2 separate regions of the Homo sapiens genome follow, and region 2 is linked to region 1. Evidence: chromatin loops called from intact Hi-C (ENCODE). Cell type or tissue: Caco-2. All regions are shown on one strand. Each heading gives the region's core, and the rest is flanking DNA. Links, peaks and the distances in the headings are about the cores only. Region 1 overlaps SYNPR (synaptoporin). Region 2 has its middle 11 kb from the start of SNTN.

Region 1 (16,996 bases), core at 3,355-11,354:
CAGCAAAAGTGGTAATAGTCTATCCAACTCTGCCTGCTGCAGTCGGCCTTGGGGAGCTTCTAAATAAATCTGGTGGCTCCTTTCAAACCCAAAGTTAAGCCATCTTCCGCAGCTTTCATTGGCTTTGTTTGTTTGTTTGTTTGTTTCACTCATTCTGTAAATAGTTGATTCAAGATTGAAAAAACTAAGACCAAACTACATGGGATTTGTGTTCCTGATTAGAAGATATAGCTGGTAGAAGGCTGATTCTGGGCTTTATGAAACCCTCATGCATTAAGAGTTGGCACACTTAGGGGAACAGGGCGGGTGAGGGGGCCAGGGAAAGGAAAGAATTGATGACATTAGGGCATATTCATGGACACTCCCTGTGGAATGGTCTCCGACCTCCAGTCTTCCATTCTTCCAATCTGTTATTTCAAATAGAGCTGTGTTTACACCATTGTATCTCTGGCTTATAGAAATAAAACGTCTCTCCTCACATCAGCATTCAAGGCCCTCCTAAGCGTTCACATGCTCTTCAGAGCTATCTCCCGTCATCCCCGGTATTCCATGTTTTAGTCAAACTGTACAATTTGCCATTCCCTAATCACACTGTAAAAATTCCTATTCTGCATAGCTACTGAGCTGCTACCTGCCACCTGGAAGGTCCTCCTCCCTTCTCCCTCCCAGCCTATCAAAATTCAACTCATCTTCAAAGACCCATCTCACAGGCTATCTGTTCCACGAAGTATTTCTTCACTACCCATGTCCTTATCCCCAAAGATATGTGATTTCTCCCTCTTCTAAACCTCCCAGCTCTGTGTAAAAATCATTCTTTGTGCAAATCCATTATTACCTTGCACTTTCATTGGATGTGGTTTTGTCTGATCCCCCCTGCTAGATATCAAATATCTGAAGGACAAGGATTATTTCCAACACAGCTATTGTCCCCTAAAGGCAGTATTTAAAATGAAATTAATGATCTTCATCAAGGATAGGGTCTGAGTTTGCTCATCTACTCAACACACATTTGTTGGGTTCCTGAAAATATATATTCTAAGGGAAACATAGAAACATATAAAAGAACCCCCCAAAATATAGACTACGCACTCTCCAACATCTGGGTCTATAATATTGGAGGTACCCATCATGACTGTTACAGTTTAACATCAGGGTTTTGAAAATCACAATAAGCATCAATGTTATCAAGACCACGCCTCATCTCAGAAGAGACTCAGCTTGCTATTTTAAAATGGTGGAGTCTAATTCTTCTCAAATACTCCCTTCCACATGCGTACTAAAATGTATGGGAAATCTACCTAACCATGGGATCTTAAAGTTTTACTGTTGTGCACTTTGTTCTCATTAATCATTTTGTAAGAGGAAAATGAAATTAAAAATAGTATACCTGCTGTCCCTGCAGTCTTTGTTCCTCTCTGAAAAGGTGGAATTTGGCCTTACTTTTGCCTTTCTCTTTAAAATAGGTATTAATCATTGTGTTTTTTCAAGGCAAATTCAAATTTATAAACTTCCAAAACATCCTTTCAGTCACTGGTTACTAACGCTTATCTGTTTTCTGGTTGAGGGAGGTTACTTGATAAATAGGTAATCCGAAAACTAGAGATTTACTCTTGAATAACAGCCAACCTTTTAAAGACTCAGTTATGAATTACCCTCAAAGAGAAGGAAGGAATTAGTAATATTCTGTATTCAAAATTCAGAAAATTTCTAAATGCTCATAAAAAGACAGTATTTCTTTTCTACCACGTGGAATAAAAGAAAGCTAATTCACCCAGACTTTATACTCTTGCTTATATAAAGTAATTTGATTGATATATAATAATTTGATGATACATGAACGTATTCCTAAGGTGCTTAGTGTTAAGTAAAACTAATGAAATTTTTCCAGAAGAAAAAAATTGTCTGGCTGGACAAAGGTGACCCCGCCTAGATCTATGATCCTAGGACAATGCCACCCTTTCAGTTTCCTGCTTAGACATCAGTTTCCTGTCCAGCAAAATGAGCTCGTTGAAGGTAGGACTGGTTTTGCTATCCCTGAAGAACCAGCTCTAAGCAGGACAGAGCCCAACACAGAGCAGACATTCAGTAAGTGCTTATCAAAGGAATGAACTCCAAGCTCCAATGTGTGTGTACATGGCTCTTTAACTAAAATTCAAACCCTCACATCCACTTGACTTTCAGTCCAAAGCAACCATACATCTGTGTGAGTGTTCTTCTTGGGTGTCCTGGGACAGCAAAACAAGTGGCACTTTCAGTTGTGATTTAACTCGAAATCTTTCTAATTGAGTCTTGCTACCTACTAAATCAAATTGTTCCAAAGGCCTCCATTTTCACCAAAATTCCACCTTTAACTGTGCTTTCTTCTCCTTCTCCTCCTCCTCCTCCTCCTTCCTCTTCTTATTCTTATTCTTCTTCTTTTTGTATGCTCTCTGAACTATCTCTTTTGCTATGAGATTATTCAAAGTCTTCTGTCCTGTCTAAAGCATTGTTCTTGCAACAAGGATCCAACACCTGCTGACTCTGAGTAAGGCATTATGCTAGGTATAGTCGCCTAAGCCTGAGTCTCTCTATCCTCGCTTGCCCTCTCATTTTAAAGTTTATCTCTCCAAAACAGAAATACTTTCCCTTCCCAAAGCTCTTGAATTAGGGAAAGAGGTCAGAAATTAAATGCTGTCTCATCACTCTTGTTTAGAAGTATAGAATCTTTATTGGTTTGTGAAAGTGGAAAATAATAACTCTTTTTGCCATTTAAAATTGAACAACAGCTAAGTAGAAGTGACAGGATAGATTTAAATTAGAAAGGTTCTATTAAATCAACCGAAGTCAAAGCCGATTTCACTCCAGGAACTGTATGCATAAAAAGGTGTAATTATGAAAACTTGATATTCTGCTACTTTATGCATATTCACTTTATGAACTTAGACCTCCAGAAGCCTCCTAGACTGCTTTCTCATTTTTAATAAGTATTAGAATAAGGCATGCCCTGATGGGATTAAAGGAGGGAGGAGGTTTGTGTGTGTGTGTGTGATTTTTTTCCTCCCTTAGTTTAGCAGTAATATTAAGACAAAAATGTAGCTATTCTGCTGGGTTTTGTGTGTGTTTTAAGAGTGTTGCAAATAAAATGAACCTCAGGGAGTCAGCAAAGAAATTATAGTTTTCCAATTAGGGGGACAACGGATCCATCAGGGAAAATATCTTATTAATTGCAGCTTCTAAAGAACATGAATGAGTCTCTCTGAAGTCACTGAGAATATTTATCTTTGTAAAAGGAGAGAATTTCAGAGAATTACCAGAAGATTTAGTAATCTAAAACCCAGGGCTATCAGTTGGGTCATGTTTCCATCAACAGAACATCATAGTGGACAACGCAGGTGAAGGGACAATTGAGAATTAGCTCAAACTGAGCAGCTAACTTGCACCTGTCCATTCTACATGGGAGCCAACCTCAGAACATTGTGAGGTTTCATCACACTCAAGATAAGAAGTCTATTAAGGAAAGATGTCAAGACCGTTAAGAGGCTGATTTTTGTACTCCATTTTCTCCCATCTCCAAAATAAATATTAATGCTGCGGCCCCTCAATTTCTTGAAGCTTTAAGGATATAATACTAGAGTGAAAGGGATCAGAATGAATGCTGGGAGCAGCTTTGAAGTCATCATCACTTTCTACGTCCTCCCTCTGTTTTATCAGTGGAAGCCTAGAGAAGTTATCAATTGCCAAAGTCACACAGTTGGTTCACTGAACCCTTCATTATTTCTCAGGATGTCCAAGAAACACCATCATGTAGTTCAGGTCCATCTTGCCAGTTAGTTCTGCCATCTCATTGTTCTATGTCAACCTGGTTCAGGACAGAGGATGTGTGAAAGGAATGTGTGGGTTGTGTTGTGAATTTTCTTGTCATCATTTACATAAATACAAAAGCCAACTTGGGGACAGGATGCCGCCGCCAAATTGAGTCAGATTTAATGAGCTTTTGCAAAGAATATTTATTTCTAAGACATTCTAAATTTCAAGCTACCAGGTGGGCCCACTGGTGGGTAAAAGCCATTAGCTGAATGTCAGGGCTTCTTTTCCACCCTTAGAATCTGGACTCTTTTCTTTCCCTGCTGTGGATGATGGAATCTAAAATATTTATGTGGCTTTATAATGACTATTTAACATTTACAGGCACCTGGTATTTGCCAAAATGCTTGACAGTCAGTGTTTACTAACAGGAAAGTAACTACTAGAAAATCTGCCCTGTAATATTTGGGGAGCAAGTCCCTTTGAAGCTAGAGAGAGTGTTTTGGGGAACAATATTCAGGCCAATGATACAGAGTGAAATTTATTTCCCACATTTTGCCTGTGGCCTCACATTTAAACTTTCCCATAGTTTACTAAACTTCATTCCAAAAATCCTGACAGGTAGCGTGATTACTATGTGTTGCATTTATTCATCAAGCATTTAGTAAGCATCAACTAGATGTTGAGGATGAAGGATTAATAAAACTCCACCCAAGTATGGGTTAAGTGCTCTTCCCATGATGCCTTGTGTCTAGCCATAAGAGAATGAGTAATTCTCAGTGGTGAAGTGGGGGCAAAGTGAGGAGAAGTGGAATCTGGCAATGGGATACTGCTAAACATCCCATGAGGCAAAGGATACTCTAAAACAACAATGAATTATCTGGTCCAAAATGTCAATAGTGCCGAGGTGGGAAAACCATACTGTAAGCCCATCTTTCTGGTTTATACTTGTTGGTTACATATCAGCCTCTACCACCATATCATAAGATCTTTGAGTGCAGAGATCTTATCTTATTCTTCACTGTATCCCAGCACACAACACATATACAGAACTCAATACATAGTGTTGAATGAATTAATGAAGGTGGTGTCCTATCCCTCAGGGAACCCACAATCTCAGGGGTAGAGATAGATAGATAAGCAGGCAATTTAAGGATAAAATGTGTTCAGTCTTCAAAGTACAGTCAGATAAAAGCTATTTTTCTGTGACTTTATAATTTATCATCCAAGTAGATAAATTTTTGAAAGTGTGGGCGAGCACTTTCAAATAATTAAGTCAGGGCCATGAGTGAATCCCTGTAACAGGCCTCTCCCACATACACATGACTGTGTATGTGCCACATAAGGGCACACACACAGTCAAACCTACCTATATAGCCCACATGTTCCTAAGCACCCGCATTGAAGCAGGTGCAAGCACTTCACAGAATCCACCCCCACAAGCATGAGCTGAGTATTAGATGTATAGCAGAGTTAACAGGACCCAGAAAAGTTGACATTGCGTGTTACACAGCAAAAAGTTAATGAAAAGAAATAAATAGAAGCTTATTAAATGACTTGTTCTTTATTCCAGGCCCTCGTTTCATACCCACCCTCTGCCAACAGCAATTTTCTCCTCTGCTTCTTGAACCTCTTCCTACCAGCCTCTCTGGCCTTCCAGATTTTTCTTCTTCCATGATCCCCTGTTCCTCTTTCTCATCATAAAGATGTGGCACACTCTCAGCTCCTATTCCCACATCCATTAGCCCCCCTCAGTCACCAAGGGGTCTCCCTGCTTAGGAACCAATTAGAGATTGTAAATAAAAATAACTTTTCCCAGATACGCTTCTCATGGCTCCAAGCTGTAGTGAAGGTTTCTTCAATGCAGTGGCTGGGATTGTGGGGAAAAGCTTTATAGAGAAAATAATATTCCAACAGACTCTGCTTACTCAGAGAAAATGTCAGTTTACTCAAAGGAAATTTAATCAAAAAAACATGGAAAATCACAAAAGGTCTGGACCTCATGTTTTCTCAGTGGATAGAAAGAGTTGCCTTCACCAGGAGCATACTTTGTTAGGGGTCGGAAACAAAGATCTCAAGTGGAAACTTGCGAAAGGGTGAAGTGAATAAGAAGAGTGTGGTTTATGGCTTTTCCAAGCCTACACACTTTGGAAGAAAGATACTGAGGCTTCACATTAACTTTTTCCTTTTATGCTAAACTCTATTTCAGTAAAAACTAAACCAACTGTTTATAATCTTTAATGCAGTTATTGTGCAAATAAACATTTCTTCATGATCCAAGTGTCATTTTTTTATTATGAGCAAATACTAGAGACAATAAAGTTACTATCTTTAACTTTAGGTAGAATAACTTCCTTCATTTTGTAGTCCCTTCTGACACTACAGCTACAAAGAAATCCCCAAATGACACTGTAATATACTGTGCTTTCTTTTACTAGATTTTAAAAAGACCCTCCTTGACACAAGATCAGCAGCGTCCATCATCCCTGTATAGCCTTTGAGATTTCACAACTTTGTATGTGAGGTTGATATCAAGTTAACCTGTCAGAATAAAATGTTACTTGGTATTTAACATATTCTATTCCAATTGGCTTCCTCTGAGTACGTGAAACAAATACCAAATGATAATTTATATGAGCACAAGAGAATTGTTGCTAATTTTAGAAAGTTCCTAGCCATTTCCCTCACCCAAAGTTAGCAAAGGAATTCCCAGTTGGAATGACTTTCCAAGTTTTTCTTAAAACTGTATCATCATTGTTCTTAACAGTATGTCAAGCCAGTCCACAGTTTTCCATGCATAGAAAACACGTTATCTGGGGCTGGGCGCGGTGACTCACACCTGTAATCCCAACACTTTGGGAGGCTGAGGCAGGCGGATCACGAGGTCAGGAGATCGAGAACATCCTGGCTAATATGGTGAAACCCCGTCTCTACTAAAAATACAAAAAATTAGCTGGGCATGGTAGCACGTGCCTGTAGTCCCAGCTACTCGGGAAGTTGAGGCAGGAGAATCACTTGAACCCAGGAGCTGGAGGTTGCAGTGAGCTGAGATTGCACAACTACACTCCAGCCTGGGCAACAGAGCAAGAATACGTCTCAAAAAAAAAAAAAAGAAAGAAAGAAAAAGAAAAAGAAAAAAGAAAACATGTTATCTAAGCCTTCTTCCCAATCATTAGTAAACATGTTGACCAGGACAAAGGTGGACCTCAGAAACCTGTGATCCTTGAAGAGCCATTTGCACATTCACTCTACCCCTACAGGATACATTTTTTTTTAACCTAGTCAAACTGGCTGAACCAGTTTTTAATCTCTGGTCTATACTGTGAGGGGGCAAATCTCACTGAAAAGATTCATTAGTGACAGCTAAATGTAAGGTGTAGCGATGAAAGGACTGGGCAGATCTGGGCCTGTTGGCAATCTGAAAAACAGATGGCTATGCAAATACAATTCTCAGACTCAGTTGTAAGGTAAACTGTGAACCAGGGAGCAGCATGTGGCTGGGTAAACGCAATGCTTAAATGCTGTCTGCATGTTTACATTCAGATCTTAGAAACTGAAATCTTCCTAATTGAATTCAACAAACAATTGAATTGAGAAATGATTTATGTGCAAAATACTGCGCTAGGCCCTGAGGCCCAGAGAAAGTTGAATTATAGAGTACCCTGAATTTAGGGATATTTGGTTCACCAAGACCCACATGGAGAGGAAAGCCAATAGCTATATATGAAGAAAGGACAAGGAATTGAATTGATTCCAACCAGAGCAACTTGGGAACTGTTTTTTTGGAAGGGAGGGACAGGAGAAGGTCAAATGTGAGAAAAAAATGTGGGCTTCTAGGGGCAAATACAGTGGGGAGCTTTTTCTGTGAGAAGAGAACTAGAGTAATGGATCAGAAACAGGAGAGGGAAGAGGTCGTGTGTAGGTGTATGAATGTAGGTATGTGTGAGTGGGGGTATGTGAATGCTTGTGAAGCTGAGTAAATTATTTAAAGTTGGAGGACTTAGTAAGAAATAAAGCTATTAAAAGTAGGATGGGCCTAATTGTAGTGCATGGATACATTCTGTAAAGGATTTCTCACCCCTCCTCAAAAAAGTACGTGTTTCCAAGGCATGATGAATTCTAAGTCACTTATGTATACAACTGGAAGGGTTACGTAGGAGACGGGTATTAGCAAGCCTGCGTTTTTAAAAGCTTTTGTTAACAATTAAATAATCTGCTGGTAATAGAGGCAAGGAGGGGGATGTTTATTACGAGGTAATGGCAACAGATTAGAGAGAGCAATAGAGTCTAATCACAATGTGAACTCTTTCTTGAAGGCTTACTACATGACAGACACAAACTAAGTGCTTCACATGCACTATGTCATTTAAAAGTCACAGAACTCCTAGAAGCGAAGTGTTTTTATTCCCATTGCAAGTAAGGCCCAAGATGTGTGCAATCCAAGGCTCAAGCTGGGAATCACCACCTCCTGTCTTCCCTTGGGATAGTGTAAGGTGGTGATTACCAGCGTAGGTCCTGGACCTCACAGTTCTCACTTCACTTCTGGCTCAACCATTTACAAGCCATGTTACTTACCTTGGGCCTCACTTGAAATAGGTAGGGAGGAGGTGCTAAAGAAGGCTGTTGGCAATTCAGCATGTGGCATGAGATTTTGTCATCAGCCAAGCTGATACATGCAGGTGAAGAAGTAGGTGTAAGGAGAGAGTGAGTTAGGTTTAGACAAGTCAAATCAAAGGAGCATAGGTCTTCCATGTGTGGATAGTAGCAAAGAGTTGAGGGGTGGATCTGAAATTCTCGTGAGGGATAAGAACAGGAAGAGAGAGGAGGTGTGAGAGTGGAAGCTATGACTTCAAGACTCATATTTTACGGATAAATAGAAAAAGGGCTCTCAAAGACAACTTTCATGAACTTAATAGCTGGCAATACTGACCATCAGATCTCCCATCTAAAAGATTTTGAAATGAGTAAATGGAGGTTTTCCTTAACCATCCCTAACCAAAGAGAAAGACAGTGGTAGTTTTTTCTTCTGTATAATTTTAACAAGGTAAATAGAGCCCAGAACCTGTATCTCAATGAAATAGCCATCCAAGAGCCTGACTTGCCTGCATGGCAGAACTTGTAGAGTTCAGCAAGGCAGATACACCCAGCCAATATGCTCAACTGGTAGAGTTTGCTTTGCTAGGAATCCTGGAATCACACATTCTCAGAGTTGGGCCCCCAACTACCATCTTCCCAGCCAGAAACCTGGGTGTTTCCTATGACACTTCCTCTACACCCTTAAATCAAATCCCCCACTAAACTCCATTAAATCCATCTTCTTATCTCTTCCTTGAGTCCAGCTGCCACTTCCCTAATCCAGACTGTTGTCACCTCTCGTTTAAAGTTCAACTGCAATTTCCTACTGGTTTTCTCCTTCCCTCAAATCCAATTTCCATGGGGCAATATATGTATATTTGTTATCACATCCTTTAAGGATCTCTTAAAGGTGAAGAACCGCTGTTCAAACCCATTTTAGGCAAATAAATTAAGGTCTTCATTTCCTAGGTTGATAAACTTACCAGGCTTGCTCCCATCTCAGGGGCTCCCTGCCTCCCCTTCCTTCTGCCTGGAAGGCTCTTCCCCAGATATTCACATGGCTGGCTCCCATATTTTCTTCAAGTGTTTATGCAAAACCCACCTTCTCAATAAAGTTTCCCTGGCCACCTCATCTAGAACTTCAGCACCCATTTCCCCAACATACTTCACTTTTATCTTTCTTTCCTGAATTATCGTTTCTCCAAAATATTTACCACTATCCAAACTACCACATACTTCACTAATTTACCTTGTTCATTGTCTGTCCCCTACACAAGAACATATATTTGGCAAGGGCAGGGGTTTGTGTCTGCTTTTGTCCAAGACTATATTTCCAGTGTTTAGAAAGATGCTCAACATGAGGTGCAAAGTGAATGATCAATGATGTTTATTGACTTTTTGTTGTTTCTGTTGGTGTTTTTATATGGTCCTGGATTATCTGGCTAATTTTCCCAGTTCTCATTTAAAGTGAATAAGTAATTTCAAATGGTTTCTGAGGTTGGTTCCTCATATTTAACTAAAACACACACACACACACACACACACACACACACACACGCACACACACACAAATATGCTGTTATCTGTCATTTTAAGAAAGAACACTCTAGTGTTTCTCCTTAGTCTTGAATGCCAAGTATTAGGGGGCAAAATGGGGGGAGGACTGTTCATTTTAAAAATATTAAAAATGAATTATGAATTTTCATTTGAAAGATTTTCTCATTCATGCTTATAAATAGCCATTATATGACCCAATTGAGCTAGGAGGTCTCTAATAGCTAAGGAGAAATTCATCCTCGCAGCCATTTCATATTGAGAACCAAAGAAGTTGGTGAATATTAGAAAAAAGAAATCCCTGTATTCATCACTTTTTTATGAGCAAAGTTCATCAAAACCACTGTAGAATAGAACTCAGAGTTTTGAGAAAGTCCTGTTAGTCTTGCAGAAAATGTATGTTTATTGATAATACTCAGGTGATTTAGCAAACACAACAGTATCTGTGGGAATGATTGCGTTCCTTTGCCAAAATGCACAGAATTAAGTGCCCTGGGGCAAATAAAAATGTGACTCAGAAAAATACTTTAAAAACTATTCTTTCCTCATAGCAATACAAATCCAAAGTCAGGCATGACCTGTGGGGAGTTAAATGGCAATGTAGACTTCAGAATAAGGTAGAGATAATACCAACAAAAGCCAGACCCATGATGCAGTACAAGTGTCTCAAGGGAGACATTCAGCTGGGTAGCTATTGTGTAGTCTCCAGGACGTGGAAGCATTAACCTAATATGAACATCAGCCTTTTTTAACACAGTGCCAAGCTAGTCAGATACAGATACAGTTCCCAGTTAGTGAGTCTCTGGTTATGAAACCTAGTGTATTTTTCCAATTGTGGTCAAATGGGTTGGCATTCAGCATGCATGGTCTCATTTCCAGAAAGGCTTCACTTCTGTCACTCGTGATCTGCTTTGGGAATTCATCCTTGACAAGTTAGTCTCCTTATACAGTTCTGGCAAATTAGTCTCATTATACAGTTCTGGCCTGTGGTAACTACATCTGGAAATAACGTTAACGGTTTACATATATTGTGTATTTACCATATGTCAGGCATATAATGAATGTTTCATATGTTACATGTCATTTAATCTTCACAACAGTTTTGTGAGGTAGGTAGTATTGCCCATTTCACAGATTTGGAAAATAAAGCATAGGCGGTATAGGGATCTTGGCTAAAGCCATACAATGAGTCAGTGAAGATGAATCCAGAACTGACTTCAGAACTGTAACAATTAACCCCTGTACTCTACACTCTACTGCCTTTGTAAAGAATGAAAAGTGAAGAGACAGAGAAATGGTAAAGAAAGGATCCCTCAGGGGTGTTTTCCACCACTGTCCTGAACACAATCAGAAAAGCTCCATACTAAATCAGAAAAACAAACTCAACCAGTCTCTGTTCCAAAGCGATACTTCATAAACTGCATCAAGGGAGCACTGCGTTGAGAACCATTACCTTGAAACCCTTCGGGAAGGTTGGTGGAGGAGGGAGGTTGTATGTTGGGGACAGGGGTAGGTGGTTGTAGCACTAAAGCAACACCAAACAAAAGAAAGTTCCTGCTCATTCCAAATCAGTAACAGTAACATAGTAGATTGCATTGTATAGTCATCAGTCATACAATCATTCAAAAACATGCATTTATCAAAACGTAAAGCAAACAAACAAACACACGCACACATAAGAAAGATGCTGAGAAAGAAAATGAAGCATTTCCAACCTACAGGCAACCTGCCATCTCATCAAAAAGCATAAGCACGAGTATGCGTCCATCTCAGCTCCCTCATGATCCCCACAGTGAGAGCTCTTTCTGAACTGAAGCAATTCCAGTGTTCAAAGATATGTATTTTTGTACAACACGGTCCTAAATACAAACCAACACCTTTATGCATGCACAAAAGCAAGGGCACCACTCACTCCAGGAGACTTGAAAGGTTTATTAAAGTTTACTTTGACTCTTGCTGGTTTTCTTATTACAAAAAAAAAAATTAAAACTCATCTCCCCTCATGTATGATTGAACTCTCCCATATTTCCAACACATTTTAAAAGGTTATTGTGATTTCAAGTGTGGATTTCTTTTTAACTTAAGCTAGACACAATTACTTTAACAGGTACCATAATTTGGCTTTCACATTCTCTCAAAATCATCAAAACAGTACTTGCAAAATGTTTGCTTCCCAGGTGTTTTCCAATAGATTCAATACTATTTGCCATGGTGCATAAACTGAATGAGAGTGGTCTGTGAAATACGGAATCAAGATGTTGCATACTTACCTCCAGAATTGAGTGCGGCTTTGGTTTGTGCTCTGGAAAACACTTTCTATTTGGCTTCATTTTAGTAACAGTGAAAAAGATCAAAAACTGGAATAATATTATGAGAAGCACTTAACGGGGGAGCTCTGAAAACTGGTAGAAGATTATTACTTCTTTAGCTAAGTTCTGCAAATTTGTGGGGAATCAGGGGTCCTCTTTATGAGTAAGAATATCTTATGAAGAACCTTCGCTTTTTTTAGTAGCTAATTCCTTTTTCTCATCAACAGGACACAATATGGCATATAATCAGATTTCATCATAACAGATTTTAATATACCATAGATCATATGGTGTCCCCATAGCATAACTACTCATGACCAGATTCTAATAATATGCAAATTTAGCTAAGTGCATATTATTGGACTTTTGTCTGATAATGTTGGTCTTGATCCGCTGATATTCAGCTCCATGGTTTCATTAAGCAGTCAATTAGGAAAAAAGAGAAAAGCAGCATATATGTATTTCTTCTTTATTTTGGTAAAGGATTTTTACTTTATCTGCTTATATTGATAAGATATGACACAGGAATAGGTGCTACAGGATTTACAAAAATACATTTGACACAGTCACAGTAAGGCATAATCTCAGCAAATCCTTAATGGTTAGGGACCCAGGCTCTGGAATCGGACTGCATTTGTGCCCCGGTTCTACCACTTACTAGCTGGTTAACCCTGGATAATTTACTAAACCTCTCTGTGCCTCTGTATTTTCACCTGTTCATTGATGATAATAATAGTACCTATCCTATCACTGAGAATTTGATGAGATTAGCTCATGTAAGTGTCACGCGTGTCCGTATAGAAGACCACCTAAACAGGCTTTGTGTGAGCAACAAGGCTGTTGATTCACTTGGGTGCATGTGGGCTGAGTCCAAAAAGAAGTCAGCGAGGGGAGACAGGAAAGGGGCAGCTTTATAGGACTGGGGTAGGCAGTGGAAAGTTACAGACTGAGGTGGTTATCTATTGTTAGCAGAGAAGGTCACAAAGTGCATGGTGGGGAGATCATAAGACTCATTGTCCAGAAGAAGAATGTCACAAGGTCAGTTGATCAGTTGGGGCAGGGCAGGAACAAGTCATAATGGTGGAATGTCATAAGGTTGGTCAATCAGTTAAGGCAGGAGATGGCTGTTTCACTTCTTCTGTGGTTTTTCAGCTGCTCCAGACTTCTTGGCTCCTGTAGGCCATGTGGACATATATGTGCAGGCCACAGGGGTTACAATGGCTGAGCTTTGGCTAAGAGGCCTGACATTCCTGTCTTTTTATTTATAAAATATAAGGTTATAAGAAAAGATAAAGAAAATATAAGTTTCTTCTGGGGATTATTGGGGTAGAGGCGATGTTTCTCAGGACTGCTTCAAGCGTGACCAGGGACTGTGTGGACATCTTAAAGAAAATTTTATAATGAGTTAGTCCAGTAAGTTTCGGGTCTAGGGTGCATTTTTATGTAGCTAACAAGGTGCCAGTTGGCATATTTTTGAGCTTGGAACTGCCCTAATAAAATAAGTTCTCTAAAAACAGTAATCAGGCATATTAGCTTTTAATGTAGGCGGAGATGAGTTTTTAGGCCAAGGAAGGAATAATGTTTTACGTACCAAAGGCTTTCATCCCCATTTTCCAACATATGAATAGGATTCCCTGTTGTTAAGTCAATGATCTATTATATTACCCTTTTCCCATAGGTGTGAGTGGTGGTCTGATTGGAAAAGCTCAATAGTTCTGACTGCAGATCCTATTCAGGAGAGATAATAAGTAAAAGAATCTTTGTCTCCTGGATTAAGGTGAGGAAGAATGAATTTTCCATGATCTAAGAACCACTTGCCCTGGGTTGGAAAAGACTGGTAGAGCAGGCTTACAGAGGAGGAGTAGATGGGGGTGATAGAGGAGAAAGAAAAATACTGGCCTTTTGGAGTGAGGGCTGGAATATTTGCGGGTGTGGAGGCATTTGCTATTTCTTTTGCTGTCCTGTCGGCATAGGCATTTCCTTTAGCAATGAGATCAGTTAGTTTCTGGTGTCCTTTACAATGAATGACTCCAGCCTTGGCCGGCAGGAGAGCAGCCTTAAGGAGGGCCTTCATTAGAGAGGCATTGATAATGGAAGAGCCTTGTGTGGTGAGAAAACCTCTTTCAGCCCAAATGGCAGCATGGTTATGGTAGATGTGGAAAGCATATGTGGAGTCACTGTAAATGTTAATGTGCATTCCTTTGGCAAGAGAGAACACACGAGTTAAAGCAATGAGTTCAGCTTTTTGGGAAGTAGTGGAGGGAGGAAGTGCAGCAGCCTCAATAATAGAGGTATGGGACACGACAGCATAACCAGATTTAGCTGGCGAGATTTGGCTGGGTATACAGGAACTGCCATCAATAAACCAAGTGTGGTCTGGGTTTGGGATTGGAAAAATAGAAATATGAGGAAAGGGGGAAGATGCTATGTGTATTAGGGAGATACAGTCATGTGGCTCAGGATTTACGTTGGGTGCTAAGTGAGAAGCTGGGTTGAAATCGGGTCCGTGGGTAATATTTAGCACAATGCCTGGTATAGAAAAATTACCCAATAAATGTTAAAAGAGGGAAAGTAGGAATAGAGTTATTTTCAAGTTGAACTGGCAGAATGAGACCTACTTAAATGCAAATGAGACAGAATGGCAATGTATGCAAATGGGGCCACAGATTGTAGTGGATTCTGGAGTAGACTGGGAAGTATTTATGGAGGAGGTTTCCTCATAGGCTAAGACTTGCTTCTCAAAGTATGTCCAGTGACAGCACTGGCATCTCTTGGAAGCTTGTTAGAAATGCAGACTCTCAGACCCTCTTCCAGACTTACTGAATTAGAATCTGCATTTCAACAAGATGTCCAGAAGCTTTGTCGTGCATAAAGTTGAAGAGCCCTTCTCTAGGACACATCTTGCTTCTTAAAATGTTCAGGCCTGCCATTATCTCCCATTACACACAGCAGCATTTACAAAAGAATAATTCTGGGGGCAGGGAGCCTACACTCCTAAAAATTCCCACTGCAAAAAAACTGTGAATGTGAAATTCTAACAGTTATATATTGGAAATATGATAGAACTGGCAAAAATAAGTCAAATCACCTAAATAAAGCATGCAACATAAGCTTTGATTCAATTACTATTTATGCCTAGGCAGAGTAAAAATTACAAATTTTTTTCATCCAGGATGAAATGAAAACCAAGGAAATATATGATCACTTTCTTTGGGAGGGATTGGACAGAAGTCCCTGGTACTCTCAGATTTACGAAAAGCATGCATGCCCCTGGAAGGCAATGGCATTTCAGTCACATGTTTCCTTCTGTATATCCATGCCCCCCCCCTCCGCCCCGCACCCACCACACACACACACACCAAATAACAACACAACATTTTGGGGGGTTGCACTGTATAACACTACACATTGCAGAGAAACAGACACATACACGTAAGCTTTATCCACAACTTCCCACTTTTCTTTAAGCACCTGTTCAAATCTTGCATACCAGAGACACAGAATCTTTTATCTGGAATAATTTTTAGGAAATAGTGGACAAGAACAAAAGGGGAGAACTGATGGGGAAAATAATAATATCTGTCATTTATCCGATGCCTAGTTGTGCAAGATATCGTCCCAGAAGATTATTACTTTTTAATTCTTGCAATAACCCTCTAAGACAAGGTATAAATTCTTTATTATTTCAACTGAGGAAATAAAAGCCTATGAAGTCAAATATATTGCCAAAGGCTATGTGCCTAAGAAGTAACATAACTGAGCCTAGAACCCAGGTCTATCTTCTCCTTCCATCTGTCAGAATAAAAACATCTATGAATCCACTAGTCATCTTCTTGAGGAATGGCTTCTAATTTGTAATTCAAATGCAATATTTTTTTCTCACTTTCCACTTCACATGATAAGTGGGGAAGTGGCAAAGGAATATTTTGAAGTCAGACTGAATTTAAGCTGTAGATGGTAAAGCACAGGATAATTTCCTCCTTGGTATTTGAGAAGTTCTTCATCTTAACCATCTGTTGCAGGCTGACAGATGGGTTGATATATGACAGAATAATGGGTCTTCAATTCTAGAAAGGCATAAGGAATGCTTGAAAAATAGCAGCTCTTTTCATGAACCTAACTGTGTAAATGCCGCTTGCTCATTTGCAAAAAAAAAAGAAAAATTGGTGGGAGCAAGTGTGAAATGTAGTCACAATCCTTCCCCCAAACAGAAAATTTTTCGTAATTGCCAAAGGTCAAATGCAGAAAAAAAATGCCTATTCTAAAATCATGCCAGAATTTTCAAATTTAGTCACTTAAAAAGTCATACCAGGGAAAGCCCATACACAAAGAAAAAATAATAAAAACAACTTTTTAAAAAACCTTCTTCCATCCCTATCCCCAGCCATTGAATTATCTTTATTATGAGTTTCTTGTATCCTTGAGGGAATTTAAGAAACATGCCGATATTTGAGGCCTAATGATTTTTCCTTTAAGCGTCTCTACCAAATGTAAAATGTCTTCCCTTTCTTCTTGCAGATTCAATGTGTGTGTGTGTGTGTGTGTGTGTGTGTAAGTATATATATATATAAGTATAATATATATATACTAATAAGTTACTAACAGCAGATATCTGGCTAGGCTCTAGGGACACAGGTGATTAAGATAGTCCTATGCGCAAGGACCTCACAGTGCTTTTTGCAATGTAGCAACATGATCAAGGCATTCCTTGATCATATTAATGGCTCATTCTCCTACGCAAAACTTCAGATGGCCCTGCATGTCTTTACACTGTC
Region 2 (16,996 bases), core at 8,682-16,681, 68 kb after region 1:
AGGAAGACATATTGCCAGCTGTTTTGAGTTTTAAAAGGACAATTTCATCAACACAATATCTATTTTTTAAACCCCATATGCACATTATGGCAGAAATGAGTTCCAAAATAGAGTGAAACAAAAGCTCTAAAAAAATACATCTTGCCGGTATTCTGGAATCCAAATCTCTCCAGGTTAAATCACATTCTCTTCAACACAGTAGCACCAATAAAAATTTATAGCATATTGTATTTTACTTCTTCAGTATGGATTAGTGTCAAACTCTGACACCAGCATAGAAAAAGCTTCTACTGGGTTTGAAAAGTCATGTGCTAGAGACATAAACTGAGAAAAATAAAGGTCTGAGTGCAGGCGGGGCACTTCATTTCCCTGGGGGAAGGCAGGAGTAGATACAAATAAACGTGCAACAGAGCAGCGAGGAAAGGACTAACTGTTGGGTCAGAAGAGAGGACAGCCGAGACCTCCACCAGGACAATAGTGAGGGCTCCAAACACCTCGAGATATGGAGCTAAGCAGCTCTGTGAATTCTCCCACTCTCAGAGGCACAGAAAATGGCTCATTAGAAATCAGGCAGTGGGGCCATGGCCTCTGTAAGATCCTCTCTGTAAGAGAAAGGAAGGGAAACCATCACTTCATCATGCCTCCATTGGATACCTGGTTTTATAGTTATAAATGGATGTCTTCACTTATTCTGTGCCTTATCCCCTGAAGAAACTAAAACAATCTTGATTCTGTATGAAAACCACACATGGAATATTCTTGCAAAAAAAAAAAAAGGAAATTCAGACTTTATAACCAATTTAGGCTAACATGACTATAACTGGAAGAACAGAGCTGGGTAGGTGGGGCACAGGAATAGGATGGAAATGTTTCACTATCTACCGCTTTATGTAGATAAAGCACGTAAATGTGTTTTTTATTTTTCAAAAATTGAAAGTTTGAATGTATACAGTTAAACCTTTTCAGATTACTCTGAAAGTAAACCATTTCAGGAAAATGGAAGTGAGCATTTCCTTGTCAGGGTAAACAATTCCTTCCATTTTTCAGTCAAACCTCTTTAAGCTAAGCTGAGCATTCTTGCTTAGATTCTACACTCTGTGGGCATTAAAATCCTAAATTAAGAACCCATGTTTTTCCAAAGAGATTCCAGACCCTCTTAGTGTGTGGTGGGTTACCAATAGCAGCAAAGCCTAAAATCTTGTTTAATTATCTGTCTTAATTGATGGGATAATAAGCATTGATTCTACATATATAGGTGTGTTGGCTGCATCACTGCAATTACATGGCATGTTTTATTCATGAGAGAGGCCGCAGACTGTCTTGGTGATCATCAGAACCAGTTTCTCCCTCTCAAATGAGCATCAGAAAGGGCTGCATAATGACAGTCACCAACAGAAAATTAAAGGTTCTTGCTTTTTCTCCCATTACATTGCAAGATAATTAAAGCTCAGACCAATACAATGTTGAACATCTTTATTCAGAAATTTGATTTCCACTACATCAGACAGGCATTTAAATGCTTTAGGCCAGCTGCTGGCAACTTTACTGGGTGGGCCAATGATAAAGACATAGTCTTTCCAACTTGTTTTGCCAGTGCCCAACCAAAGAGAGGGAATAGGCCTGGCAAGTGGACCCTCTGCTTTGTGCCTACTGGCTCCGGGTAACACATCCAAAAGAGCTGTTTTATTGAAAAGAGACAAACCACTAAAAAAAAAATGTTACATAAACTATGGAACATGAGAGGGTCTAATTCTGATATGCACTATTTCCATAAAGCCTGACTCTGTCCTCATTTGTATGGGTAAACTGGCTGTCAACATAGGAGTTCTTTCTTTTTATTTCAACCTTTATTTTAGATTCGGGAGGGTGCATGTGCAGGTTTATTACATGGGTATATTGCGTGATGCGGAGGTTGGAGATACAAATGATCCCATCACCCAGGCAGCAAGCATTGTACCCAATAGGTAGTTTTTCAGCCCATGCCCTCCTCCTTCTTCCCCCTGCCCCGCCATGTAATCCCCATTGCCTATTGTTCTCTTCTTTTTGTCCATGAGTACCCAATGCTTAGCTCTCACTTATAAGAGAGAACATAGCATGGGATTTGAATAGCAAGTCCCCATTATAAAGACAAGACCATCCCAATGCAGATCATTACGAGACAGCAAGAGCATTAGATGTACAGAAAGGGGTCAGCAGAATGTGGACACAAAACTTATTAGAGGGAGAGAGGATAGATAGATGATAGATAGATAGATAGATAGATAGATAGATAGATAGATAGATAGACAGAAATATGTAAGGACCTGGCTATAGAGTATGTGAAGACAACTGGGACAGTGACAGAAGCGCAATGGCATTCCGTAAATGTGGGCACTGTTACTGACAAAGAAGCAGGGTAGGTTTGTATAAGTTATGTGGCCAGGTCAGAAAACATGCTTTTGAGCAAGTTGCTCAACCTTTCTAAGCCTGTTCATGAACATATAGCAAGTATTGAAATAAGGAAATATTTAAAAAATTATACAGGGACTTCTATTTCCAGGAAGATGGAGTAAACGTATTTTCTTTATTCCTCCTACAAGGTACATCAAAAGCTCCTGGATATTATATATAAAATAAACCTAAATCTAAACAGGGAGAAAAGGAGACAGACTGCTAGGGACCTCAGGATGCCAAGAACTTCATGGCAGTGAGTTCCGGGGTTTCTTTTTTCCTCATATAACCTAGAGTGGGTGTGGGGGAAGCCAGTCACTAGAAACAGACACAAAGAGCCTTAACAGAAGTCTGCTGTCTCTAATCAAAGGTACAGGAGGTGGGCGGCCTAGCAAGACAAAAAACTTTTAGAAAATAAGTACTCTACTGCAGCTAAACACCTTTACAAACAACTGTGCTTCACCCCCACCACACCAGCAAAGATCAACTGATGAGCCTAGACTTTCAGCCTCTCCAAGCCCCCAATCATCACCATATCAGAGTGCTGCCAAAGAAAGCTAAGAAGAAGGCCAGGACTTTCATCCTCCAACTGTAGCCCCAAGTCTTCCCACCCACCATGGTATCAGATGATACCATGATGTGAGAGGAGGCCTAGTGAAGAGATGGGACTTTCACCCCCACCTAGAAGTAATGAAGCAACCCCACCAGTGATATCAATGGGGGCCACATGGGGAGCAGTAACAAGGCACTCCTATACCTCCCAGCCAGGAAAACATCCATGGAGGCATAGGAGGAAGTCACAACGCTTACTCCCAAGCAGAAGTAACAAGAAGCCCCCCAACTAAGACATCTATCTGTACCTGGCAGGAAAGTGACACCCTCCCCATTTCCTTGCTGAGGAAGTACAGAGGAGGCCAGTTAAAATAGAAGGTTTAAATAAAATTAGAAGTCTCATAATAACCAAAATATCCAGGTTTCCATTTTTAAAAATCACCCATCATATCAAGTACCAGAAAGATTTCAAACTGAATGAAAAGCATCAAGAGATACCAACACAAAATGACAAAGATGTGAGAATTATCTGACACAGATTTTAGAGAAGGCATAGTAAAAAATGTTTTCATACTTGAAATATGTTTTAAAAATAGAGAATCTTAGTAAAGAAACATAAGCTATAAAGAAGAAGCAAATGGAAATCTTAGAACTGAAAAATACAATAACTGAAAATTTTCCTCAAAAGCAGAATTAAGAGAGCAGACGAAAGGACCAGTGAACTTTAAGATAAAACAACATAAATGATAAAATCTAAGCAATAGGGAGAAAATAAACTTTAAAAAATCAACAGAGCCTTAGGTACCTATGACACTATATCAAAAGATCTAACATTCATGTTTTCCAAGCCCTGGAAGGAGAGAGGAAAAGAAGGTGGAAGACTGAAAACTACAAGAAGAAATAACGACTGGAGACTTCCCATATTTGGAAAAAGATACAAATCTATAGATTCAAGAAGCTGAGTGAACTCCAAATTGGGGGAGACATCCACAGCAAGACATATTATACTCAAATGTTAAAAACTAAAGACAATGTTTTAAAAATGGAAGCAGTGAGAGAGAAACAGCATATTACCCATAGGGCAAAAACAGTTAGAATGTCACTGGATTTCTCATCAGAAACCATGGAGGCCAGGAGGAAATGGGACCTTTTTCAAGTACTAAAAGAAAACAACTATTATCCCAAAATCCTATACCCAGTGGTAATAACGTTCAAGAATGAAGGGGAAATGCAGACATTCCTGGAGAAAGGAAAACTAAAAGAATTTGTCGCCAGCTGACATGGTTTGGCTCTGTGTCCCCACCCAAATCTCATCTCGAATTGTAATCCCCACGTGTCAAGGGAGAGACCTGGTGGGAGGTGACTGGATCATGGGGATGGTTTCCCCCTGCTGTTCTAGTGACAGTGAGTGAGTTCTCACAAGATTTGATGGTTTTATAAGTGGCAGTTTTGCCTGCTTTCTTCTCTCTCTCCTGCAGCCTTGTGAAGAACATGCCTGCTTCTACTCCTGCCATGATTGTAAGTTTCCTGAGGCCTCCCCAGCCATGCAGAACTCTGAGTCAATTAAACCTCCTTTGTTTATAAATTACCCAGTCTCAGGTAGTATTTTTATAACAATGTGAAAACAGACTAATGAACAGGCAGACCTGCCCTAACAGAATGATTAAAGGACATTATCTAAACATAAAGGAAACTATAAGAGAAAGAATTTTGAACATCAGGATGAAAAAAGGAACACAATAAGGAAAGCTATGGGTAATTACAATAGACTTTCCTTCCATTCCTAAAAAATTTTAATTCAATTCCTATGAAACTCCCCCTAAGGTTTTTTTTTTAACTTTTATTTTAAGTTCAGGGGTACAAGTGCAGGTTTGTTACATATGTGAATTTGTGTTGTAGGGGTTTGTTGTACAGATTATTTAATCACCCAGGTATTAAGCCTAATACCCACTCATTATTTTTCCTGATTCTCTCCCACCTCCCACCCTCCACCTCCCATAAAGTCCCAGTGTGTGTTCCCCTCTATGTGTCCATGTGTTCTCATCATTTAGTTACCACTAATAAATGAGAACATGCAGTATTTGGTTTTCTGTTCCTGAGTTAGTTTGCTAAAGGTAATGGCCCCCAGCTCCATTTATGTTCCTGCAAAGGACATGATCTCATTCATTTTTATGGCTGCATAGTATTCCATGGTGAATATGTATTACATTTTCTTTATCTAGTATCTTTGACAAACCTAACAAAAATAATCTATGGAGAAAGGAATCCCCGCTCAATAAATGGTGCTGGGATAACTGGCTAACCATGTGCAGAAGATTGAAACTGAGCTCCATTCTTACACAATATACAAAAGTAACTCAAGATGGATTAAAGATTTAAATGTAAAACCCAAAACTATAAAAACCCTGGAAGACAACCTAAGCAATGCCATTCAAGACATAATCACAGGCAAAGATTTCATGAGGAAGGGGTTTTTTTAAATAGATATAGAGAAGATTATTCTAAAATGTATATGGAAAGACAAAAGAATTGGCATAACTAAAACAACTTTGAAAAAAAAAGAAATGGAGTGGGAGGAATTAATGTGTACAATTACAAAACACATAACACAGTTATCAAGACTGTGCAGTAAATTGGAGGGACAGACACGAAGATCAACAGAACAGAATTAAGAAACTCAAAATAGACCCGCACGAAAAGGTCAAACTGATTTTTGACAAAGATGCAAAAATAATTGCATGGAAAAAGGGTAGCCTATACAACAAATAGTCCTAGAGCTATTGGACATGCATGAAAAAAAAATTTCTACCTAAGTCTCACATCTTTGTTTTTTTCATGTTGTTGTTGTTGTTTTCTTTGAGACAGAGTCTTGCTCTGTCACCCAGGCTGGAGTGCAATGGCATGACCTCCACCTCCTGGGTTCAAGTGATTCTCCTGCCTCAGCCTCCCAAGTAACTGGGATTACAGGTGGCCAAGACCACGCCTGGCTAATTTTTGTATTTTTAGTAGAGACGGGGTTTCACTGTGTTGGCCAGGCTGGTTTTAAGCTCCTGACCTCATGTGATCCGCCTGCCTCAGCCTCCCAAAATGCTGGGATTACAGGCATGAGCCACCAAGCCAGGCCAAGTCTCACACCTTTTAACAAAAATCAAAATGAATAACAGATTTGAATGTAAAATGTAAAAACTATGAAACTTCTAGAACATACATGGGAGAGCTACACAAATAATTCTTAGACTTGATACCAGAGGATAGTCCATAAAAGGAGAATTTAAAAAAATTAGATCTCATGAAAATTTTAAAATTTTTGCTTTGTGAAAAAGTCCCATAAGGGAACGCAAAGACAAGCTATACAGTGGAGAAATAATTACAAACCACATATCTGACAAAGAAATAACTAGAACATGTAAAGAACTTTCAAAACTCAACAGTAAAAATTTTTAAAAATTCTATTAGAAAATTAGCAAAACACATGAAATAATCATATCACTGAAAAATCTACAAATGGCAAATAAACAGAAAAAAGATGTTCAATATTGTTAGTAATTAGAGAAATGCACATTAAAACCAAAGTGAAATATCACTCATAACTATCAGAATGGTTAAAATAGAAAATAATAATAACACCAAATGTGGGCAAAGATTCTGGGAAACTGGACATTCATATATTGCTAGTGGTGATGTAAAGTGGCACAACCAATCTGGGAAAGTTGATGGCAGTTTCCTACAAAACTAAATGTAAAACTACCATACAACCCAGTAATTGCACTTCTGAGCATTTGTCTCAGAGAAATAAAAACCAAAGTTCACACAAAAACCTTACATTAACATTTGTAGCAATTTACTCATAATAACCTAAAACTGGTAACAACTTAGAGGTCCTTCAATGGGTTAGTCAAATAGTGGTGCATACATACTATGGAATTCTACTCAGCAACAACAAATAACAAATATACAACAACCTAGGTGAATCTCCAGAGAATTATGTGAATGAAAAAATTCCAACCCCAAAAGGTTACATATTGCATGATTCCATCTATATAACATTCTTGAAATGACACAGTCATAGAAATGGTGAATAAATTAGTGGTTGCCAGAGTTTAAGGAGAAGTGGGGGTGGAAAAGTAGGGCCAACATGAGGCATACTCTTTTTTTTTTTTTTTTTGAGATAGAGTTTCACTCTTGTCGCCCAGGCTGGAGTGCAATGGCACAATCTCGGCTCACTGCAACCTCCGCCTGCTGGGTTGAAGCGATTCTCCTGCCACAGCCTCCCAAAGTAGCTGGGATTATAGGTGCCTGCCACCATGCCCAGGTAATTTTTTAATTTTTTTTAATTTTTAGTAGAGATGGGGTTTTACCATGTTGGTCAGGCTGGTTTGGAACTCCTGACCTCAGGTGATCCACCCACCTCGGCCTCCCAGAGTGCTGGGATTACAGGTGTGAGCCACTGGGCCTGGCGGAGGCATACTCTTCTTGACTCTATCAATGTCAATATCTTGGTCATAATATTTTCTAAGATGTTATCATTGGCGAAACTGAGTAAAGGGTACATGGGATGTCTGCATTCATTTTTGCAACTGCATCTAAATCTGCAATTATCTCAAAATTTAAAAAAAATTTAAATTATACAGCATATTTGCTGAAAAATACTAGTGACAACAGTGGCTAGAAGAGTGATTATTAGTGTATTATTATTACATTTGGAGCCAGAGAGATATACATTTTTGCCTTTTTCTACTTCTTTATTGTCTAGAAAGTTATTCTCCCAGACACTCTCATGCTTCCCCCACTCTCTTCCTTTAGCTCTTCAGTCAAAAATCATGTCAGGAGACCTTCCTTGCCCAACTTATATAAAATTGCAGGCTTCCCCATCCCCCACCAGTATTACATATTCCCCATCCCTAATCAATTTTCTTTTCTCCTTAGAACTTATCACCTCTAATGCATTCTATATTTTATTTATTAATCTTGTTTCTGTGTCTTCCTCCTAGAATGTATGCTGTAAGAGGGCAGGGATCTTTGTCAGTTTTGTCTCAGCATTGCATTCTCATTGCTATTAACAGTGTTGGACCCATAGTAAGCACTCAATAAATATGTATTTAGTGAATGAATTGCTAAAATTAATTTCTGTATGTGTGTTACAGGGTCCTCATATGTAAAGTTGAGTTAATGATACTTCTTTTTCATGTTATTATGAGCACTAAATGAGATATTCAAAAACACAACTTTCTCAGGATATATAAAGAATTTCTACAACTCAAAAACAAAAAAAATAGGCCCGGCGCGGTGGCTCACGCCTGTAATCCCAGCACTTTGAGAGGTCAAGGCGGGTGGATCACGAGGTCAAGACATTGAGATCATCCAGTCCAACATGGTGAAACCCCGTCTCCACTAAAAATACAAGAATTAGCTGGGCATGGTAGCATGCACCTGTAGTCCCAGCTACTTGGGAGGCTGAGGCAGGAGAATCGCTTGAACCCAGGATGCGGAGGTTGCAGTGAGCCCAGATCGTGCCACTGCACTCCAGCCTGGCAACAGAGCAAGACTCCACCTCAAAAAAATAAAAATAAAAATAAACAAACAAAAAAAAAACCTGACTTTTTTCTAATTGGGTAAAGGATGTGAATAGACATTTTCCCAAGGAAGATCTACAAATAACCAAACAGTACTTGAAAAGATGCTCTACATCACTAATCATTAGGAAAATGCAAAAAAAAAAAAAAAAAAAAAAAAAAAAAAGGACCACAATGATACCACCTCATTAGAAAGGCTGTAACTGAAACAAAGCAAAACCTAAAAGAACTATTGTCAAGAATGTGGAGATATCAGAACCCTTGTGTCCTGCTGGTAGGAATGTTTCAACTGTGGAAACAGTATGGTGGTTCCCTCAAAAATTAAAAATACCATTGCCATGTGATCCAGCAATTTCACTTCTAAGTGTATACCCAAAAGAATTGAAAGCAGGAACTCAAACAGGTATTGGTACACATGTGTTCATAGAAGTATTATTCATATAGACAAAAGGTGGGGGCAACTCACGTGTCCATTGATGGATGAATGGACAAACAAAATGTGACATATACATTTATACATGCACTGGGCCTTAAAAAGAAAGAAAATTCTGACGCATTACTGGTGAAAGTGTAAAATGGAACACTCCTTTGGAAAACTTTGTCAGTTTCTGAGAAAATTAAACAGAACCTACCCTGTGACCTAGCAATTCCCTGTCTATATGCAAAAGAAATGAGTGATTAGATACACAAAAATACATGTAGAAAGATGTCCATAGAAGCTTTATTCATAATGATTCAAAACTGAAAATAAACCCAATATTTATCAGCAGAAGAATGGATACATAAACTGTGGTATCCTCAAATGAGTATTTTTTGAAGTTCTACTATGTGCAAAACACACCCCTCACCCTTAGCATCTCTTCCTTTAGCAGGCATGACACCCTTTCCTTGGGGATTCCGTTTGTTTCTCTGGTTCCTCTGAAAGCAGGGAGGGAGCAGGAACACTATATATTAATATATCCTGGCACCAGACACAAGCCCAACTTCCCTAGTGGCTATCACACTCTAGATTCTAGGGCACACTGTATTCAACAAATGTCCAATTACATAAACATTTCATGATGCTAGACCCTGAATAGAAGATACAAAAATGATTAAGCCATGATTGTTGATGACAAGATAGTGATTCACAAGTTGATACTTGGACTCAGAAAGACTTGAGCTTGAATCCCAGGTCTTACTAGCTATGTACTCTTGGGCAAGTCCAGGTCTCCTAATCTGTATAAGGCATCTGCACAATGCAAACAATCACAATAGTGCCCACCAAAAGAGCGTCCTAAGAATTTAATGAGAGGATACATGTGAAGTGATGTCCAGTGCCTAGGAGGTTTTAAATCAATGCAATTTATTATTATTATTATTATTAATGTTCTCAACCTAGTGATGAGATAAGGCAAATAGTAACTAATTATAAACATAAAGCAATGATAAGAGATGCCAAATAAAAGTAAAACATGCTTTGAGGATATTTAGAGGGAGAAGAGGCTAATTTGAACTAGCAAAATTCTGGTGAGTTCCTATGAGACTTATAGAGAGTTACGATTTGTCAGCTTAGGAAACAAGAACTGTGGTTTTAATTTTCATGATCAAAAAGTGCAGCAAGAGGTGAAATGACGTAAAATAAATAGCATCAGGTTTGAAACACCCCACAGCCTTAGATTTAAATTGAGGCTTATTCATTAATTAGCCAGAGGATTTTGGACAAGTAATTTAACTCTTCTACACTTCATTTTCATCATTTGCAAATGATGACAATTCTTATTTCTAATGGTTATTGAAAAGAAAAAGAAATATTTATCAAACACCTCACACAATACCAGCTACTCAATGCATAAATTTTAACAATTATGCATTGTTAAACAATATTATATAAATGTTATATAAATATAAAAATAATATATTTTAACATATTAACTGACCATGAAACTAAGGGTCCACACACTATTTCTCTGAGAGTGAGGCTTGGGCAGGGGGCAGTTCTTTTCAAAAAGGCAACCTCATGACCAACCTGGTGGCATTCACCTCCAGCAATGACTCTTCAGCGGTTATAGGCCACTAGGAGAACCTAGTTGTCCTTTCAGCCAGGAAAATTCCCATACACATGAAAATTTTTGCATTCATTCCAGTAGTTCTAACACTCCCTGAAACACAATTCATGAAGTTACTGAGTTTCCAGAACCCTCAATAAATAATGTAGCACCAGAAAAAAAAAAAAAAAATCATGAGCCAAATCTTCAAAGGCAAGTCTTTTAGACTCTCACTCCTATTACCTGATATTAATTTTTACTGAATAGGAACCAAGTTGGCAGACTCAAGTGTAAAGAGCGAACCTGGTAAAAAAAAAAAAAACACTTTTCTCTGTGATGGCATTTTTTTTCTCACTCCGATAGCTGACCAAATTTCATGCACCATTAATACTGTCCTAATCTTCCGCTGCCTGCAGCCTGCCAAGCCCACAGACAAGAGCCCTGCTGCTGTGACCTTCAGGTCGGTGGTCTTGTGTGCTTGTCAGTAAATCCACATGGAGTCGTTTGTCAAACCCCTGCTGCCCTCAACACATTTCCTTCCCCCAAATGGATATCTACTGAGTACACTTAAGCCCTGCCCTCACATTGCCAAAGGGCCAGGTTGACTGAGGGATTTTTAAAATAATGTTTGCCCAGATAGTTTGATAGTGTGTGTAAACAGCCTGAATGTTTTGAGAGATGAGATTCTGATGTAGAAAAAACGGTGCATTTTCACTTGAAATGTCTGTGAAAACTGCTGTATCTTTCTGAAAATGTCAGCTTTAATTTAATCCTGACAATAAGAAGATAATCAATAAATCTCAGATTCTCAGTATTTTGCTTCTGTCATCATTATCATCATCATTAGTATCATCATTCTGCTTCTTACCCATTTGTTCACCTCTCCCTCCCATTCCACTCTCTGCCTTTCTCTATGCCCCCAGAGGCTGATTCCTACAGACCCCATCTCCCGGGCTCCCTCACCGCCAGTTTCCTGATTGGCTTAGTCAATTGGAGGCACAGGCTGCAGCTCAGAGCTTAGGGTGTTTCTTTTCCCTCCCTCCCTGCTTTGCTTGCATTTCTAAGAGTAGCTGCGTCCCTTCAATCACAGCTGCTGTGAAGCGGACCTGCTCCAAGAATTCAGCTCTCACTTGACTCTATAATATTTTCTCTCCTTGCCCCTCAGAACTAAGGTTGGTAACAGCTTCCCACTATTGCTAATCTCTGGATGCTGCAGCACCTCTGCATAGTTTCCTGACCTTGCTCATTGCACATCCTTCTGTGAATGTCTCTGATACCATCATATCGAATATCATCTTCTCTACGACTGTTATTTTATTGATTGCTCCTCACTGTACTGAGTGCCCCAAAACACAAACTCATTTAGCCTTGACAAAAATTCCAATGGGAAAGTATTTCACAGATGAGAAAGCCAACTTAGCAGTTTTAAGGATCTTATTCCAGGTAACACAACTAGGAAGTGTCAGAGTCAGAATTCAAAGCCAGCTCTTCCACTCCAAAGTCTGTATTTAACCACTGCCAACAACTCCGCAACACAGCCCACATAAGAATCACCCGAAGTGTTTGCTGAAAATCCAGATTTTGGGGGAGGAGCCAAGATGGCCGAATAGGAACAGCTCCAGTCTACAGCTCCCAGCGTGAGTGACGCAGAAGACAGGTGATTTCTGCATTTCCAACTGAGGTACCGGGTTCCTCTCACTGGGGAGTGCCAGACAGTAGGCGCAGGACAGTGGGTGCAGCACACTGTGCGCGAGCCGAAGCAGGGCGAGGCATCGCCTCACCAGGGAAGCGCAAGGGGTCAGGGAATTCCCTTTCCTAGTCAAAGAAAGGGGTGACAGACGGCACCTGGAAAATCGGGTCACTCCCACCCTAATACTCCCCTTTTCCAATGGGCTTAAAAAACGGCACACTAGATTATATCCCTCACCTGGCTCAGAAGGTTGTATGCCCACGGAGTCTCCCTCATTGCTAGCACACCAGTCCGAGATCAAACTGCAAGGCGGCAGCGAGGCTGGGGGAGGGGCGCCCGACACTGCCTAGTTAGTTGTTTGATTAGGTAAACAAAGCGGCCTGGAAGCTCGAACTGGGTGGAGCCCACCACAGCTCAAGGAGGCCTGCCTGCCTCTATAGGCTCCACCTCTGCGGGCAGGGCACAGAGAAACAAAAAGACAGCAGTAACCTCTGCAGACTTAAATGTCCCTGTCTGACAGCTTTGAAGAGAGTAGTGGTTCTCCCAGCATGCAGCTTGAGATCTGAGAACGGGCAGACTGCCTCCTCAAGTGGGTCCCTGACCCCCGAGTAGCCTAACTGGGAGGCACCCCCCAGTAGGGGCGGACTGACACCTTACACGGCTGGGTACTCCTCTGAGACAAAACTTCCAGAGGAATGATCAGGCAGCAGCATTTGCAGTTCACCAAAATCCACTGTTCTGCAGCCACTACTTCTGATACCCAGGCAAACAGTGTCTGGAGTGGACCTCTAGCAAACTCCAACAGACCTGCAGCTGAGGGTCCTGTCTGTTAGAAGGAAAACTAAGAAACAGAAAGGACATCCACACCAAAAACCCATCTGTACGTCACCATCATCAAAGACCAAAGGTAGATAAAACCACAAAGATGGGAAAAAAACAGAGCAGAAAAACTGGAAACTCTAAAAATCAGAGCGCCTCTCCTCCTCCAAAGAAACGCAGCTCCTCACCAGCAACGGAACAAAGCTGGACGGAGAATGACTTTGACGAGTTGAGAGAAGAAGGCTTCAGACCATCAAACTACTCCGAGCTACAGGAGGAAATTCGAACCAATGGCAAAGAAATTAAAAGCTTTGAAAAAAAATTAGACGAATGGATAACTAGAATGACGAATGGATAACTAGAATAACCAATGCAGAGAAGTCCTTAAAGGACCTGATGGAGCTGAAAACCAAGGCACGAGAGCTAAGTGACGAATGTATAAGCCTCAGTAGCCAATGCGATCAACTGGAAGAAAGGGTATCAGCAATGGAAGACGAAATGAATGAAATGAAGCGAGAAGAGAAGTTTAGAGAAAAAAGAATAAAAAGAAACAAACAAAGCCTCCAAGAAATATGGGACTATGTGAAAAGACCAAATCTACGTCAGATTGGTGTATCTGAAAGTCACGGGGAGAATAGAACCAAGTTGGAAAACACTCTTCAGTATATTATCCAGGAGAATTTCCCCAATCTAGCAAGGCAGGCTAACATTCAAATTCAGGAAATACAGAAAATGCCACAAAGATACTCCTCGAGAAGAGCAATTCCAAGACACATAATTGTCAGATTCACCAAAGTTGAAATGAAGGAAAAAATGTTAAGGGCAGCCAGAGAGAAAGGTCGGGTTACCCACAAAGGGAAGCCCATCAGACTAACAGCTGATCTCTTGGAAGAAACTCTACAAGCCAGAAGAGAGTGGGGACCAATATTCAACATTCTTAAAGGAAAGAATTTTCAACCCAGAATTTCATATCCAGCCAAATTAAGCTTCATAAGTGAAGGAGAAATAAAATCCTTTACAGACAAGCAAATGCTGAGAGATTTTGTCACCACCAGGCCTGCCCTAAAAGACTCCTGAAGGAAGCACTAAACATGGAAAGGAACAACCAGTACCAGCCACTACAAAAACATGCCAAATTGTAAAGACCATCAAGGCTAGGAAGAAACTTCATCAACTAACGAGCAAAATAACCAGCTGACATCATAATGACAGGATCAAATTCACACATAACAATATTAACTTTAAATGTAAATGGGCTAAGTGCTCCAATTAAAAGACACAGACTGGCAAATTGGATAAAAGAGTCAAGACCCATCAGTGTGCTGTATTTAGGAAACCCATCTCACGTGCAGGGACACACATTGGCTCAAAATAAAGGGATGGAGGAAGATCTACCAAGCAAATGGAAAACAAAAAAAGGCAGGGGTTGCAATCCCAGTCTCTGATAAAACAGACTTTAAACCGACAAAGATCAAAAGAGACAAAGAAGGCCATTACATAATGGTAAAGGGATCAATTCAACAAGAAGAGCTAACTATCCTAAATATATATGCACCCAATACAGGAGCACCCAGATTCATAAAGCAAGTCCTGAGTGACCTACAAAGAGACTTAGACTCCCACACAATAATAATGGGAGACTTTAACACCCCACTGTCAACATTAGACAGATCAACGAGACAGAAAGTTAACAAGCATATCCAGGAATTGAACTCAGCTCTGCACCAAGCGGACCTAATAGACATCTACAGAACTCTCCACCCCAAATCAACAGAATATACATTCTTTTCAGCACCACACCACACCTATTCCAAAATTGACGACATAGTTGGAAGTAAAGCACTCCTCAGCAAATGTAAACAAACAGAAATTATAACAAACTGTCTCTCAGACCACAGTGCAATCAAACTAGAACTCAGGATTAAGAAACTCACTCAAAACCACTCAACTACATGGAAACTGAACAACCTGTTCCTGAATGACTACTGGGTAAATAATGAAATGAAGGCAGAAATAAAGATGTTCTTTGAAACCAACGAGAACAAAGACACAACATACCAGAATCTCTGGGACACATTCAAAGCAGTGTGTAGAGGGAAATTTATAGCACTAAATGCCCACAAGACAAAGCAGGAAAGATCTAAAATTGACACCCTAACATCACTATTAAAAGAACTAGACAAGCAAGAGCAAACACATTCAAAAGCTAGCAGAAGACAAGAAATAACTAAGATCAGAGCAGAACTGAAGGAAATAGAGACAAAAAACCCTTCAAAAATCAATGAATCCAGGAGCTGGTTTTTTGAAAAGATCAACAAAATTAATAGACCGCTAGCAAGACTAATAAGAGAGAAGAATCAAATAGATGCAATAAAAAATGATAAAGGGGATATCACCACCGATCCCACTGAAATACAAACTACCATCAGAGAATAATATAAACACCTCTATGCAAATAAACTAGAAAATCTAGAAGAGATGGATAAATTCCTCGACACATATATCCTCCCAAGACTAAACCAGGAAGAAGCTGAATCTCTGAATAGGCCAATAACAGGCTCTGAAATTGAGGCAATAATCAATACCTTACCAACCAAAAAAAGTCCAGGACCAGATGGATTCATAGCTGAATTCTACCAGAGGTACAAAGAGGAGCTGGTACCATTCCTTCTGAAACTATTCCAATCAATAGAAAAAGAGGGAATCCTCCCTAACTCATTTTATGAGGCCAGCATCATCCTGATACCAAAGCCTGGCAGAGACACAACCAAAAAAGAGAATTTTAGACCAATATCCTTGATGAACATCGATGCAAAAATCCTTAATAAAATACTGGCAAACCGAATCCAGCAGCACATCAAAAAGCTTATCGACCATGATCAAGTGGGCTTCATCCCTGGGATGCAAGGCTGGTTCAACATACACAAATCAATAAATGTAATCCAGCATATAAACAGAACCAAAGACAAAAACCACATGATTATCTCAATAGATGCAGAAAAGGCCTTTGACAAAATTCAACATCCCTTCATGCTAAAAACTCTCTATAAATTAGGTATTGATGGGTCGTGTCTCAAAATAATAAGAGCTATCTATGACAAACCCACAGCCAATATCATACTGAATGGGCAAAAACTGGAAGCATTCCCTTTGAAAACGGGCACAAGACAGGGATGCCCCCTCTCACCACTCCTATTCAACATAGTGTTGGAAGTTCTGGCCAGGGCAATTAGGCAGGAGAAGGAAATAAACGGTTTTCAATTAGGAAAAGAGGAAGTCCAGTTGTCCCTGTTTGCAGATGACATGATTGTATATCTAGAAAACCCCATCATCTCAGCCCAAAATCTCCTCAAGCTGATAAGCAACTTCAGCAAAGTCTCAGGATACAAAATCAATGTACAAAAATCACAAGCATTCTTATACACCAATAACAGACAAACAGAGAGCCAAATCATGAGTGAACTCCCATTCACAATTGCTTCAAAGAGAATAAAATACCTAGGAATCCAACTTACAAGGGATGTGAAGGACCTCTTCAAGGAGAACCACAAACCACTGCTCAATGAAATAAAAGAGGATACAAACAAATGGAAGAACATTCCATGCTCATGGGTAGGAAGAATCAATATTGTGAAAATGGCCATACTGCCCAAGGTTATTTATAGATTCAATGCCATCCCCATCAAGCTACCAATGCCTTTCTTCACAGAATTGGAAAAAACTACTTTAAAGTTCATATGGAACCAAAAAAGAGCCCGCATTGCCAAGTCAATCCTAAGCCAAAAGAATGAAGCTGGAGGCATCACGCTACCTGACTTCAAACTATACTACAAGGCTACAGTAACCAAAACAGCATGGTACTGGTACCAAAACAGAGATATACACCAATGGAACAGAACAGAGCC

Evidence for each region. Peaks named below come from ENCODE experiments on the same cell type or tissue, not always from the same donor. Only the 100,000 strongest peaks of a DNase experiment are listed, where the experiment ranks them.
Region 2: a loop joins it to region 1, with 13 times the contacts of the local background. A loop is called at or near these places in 1 of 110 quality-filtered maps.

The regions. Positions count from the first base shown.
Region 1 is chr3:63,569,910-63,586,905 of GRCh38, forward strand. The region is part of intron 4 of SYNPR (synaptoporin); the gene reads left to right. Among named protein-coding and RNA genes, the nearest start is that of SYNPR-AS1, 28 kb to the left of the region's middle. RefSeq lists an enhancer at 6,878-7,405. In Caco-2, for the core only: no CTCF peak of the experiment used is centred there; a DNase peak (open chromatin) is centred at 7,072.
Region 2 is chr3:63,633,006-63,650,001 of GRCh38, forward strand. No RefSeq gene overlaps it. Among named protein-coding and RNA genes, the nearest start is that of SNTN, 11 kb to the right of the region's middle. RefSeq lists an enhancer at 12,388-12,941. In Caco-2, for the core only: no CTCF peak of the experiment used is centred there; DNase peaks (open chromatin) are centred at 12,256 and 12,616; H3K4me3 peaks cover 961 bases.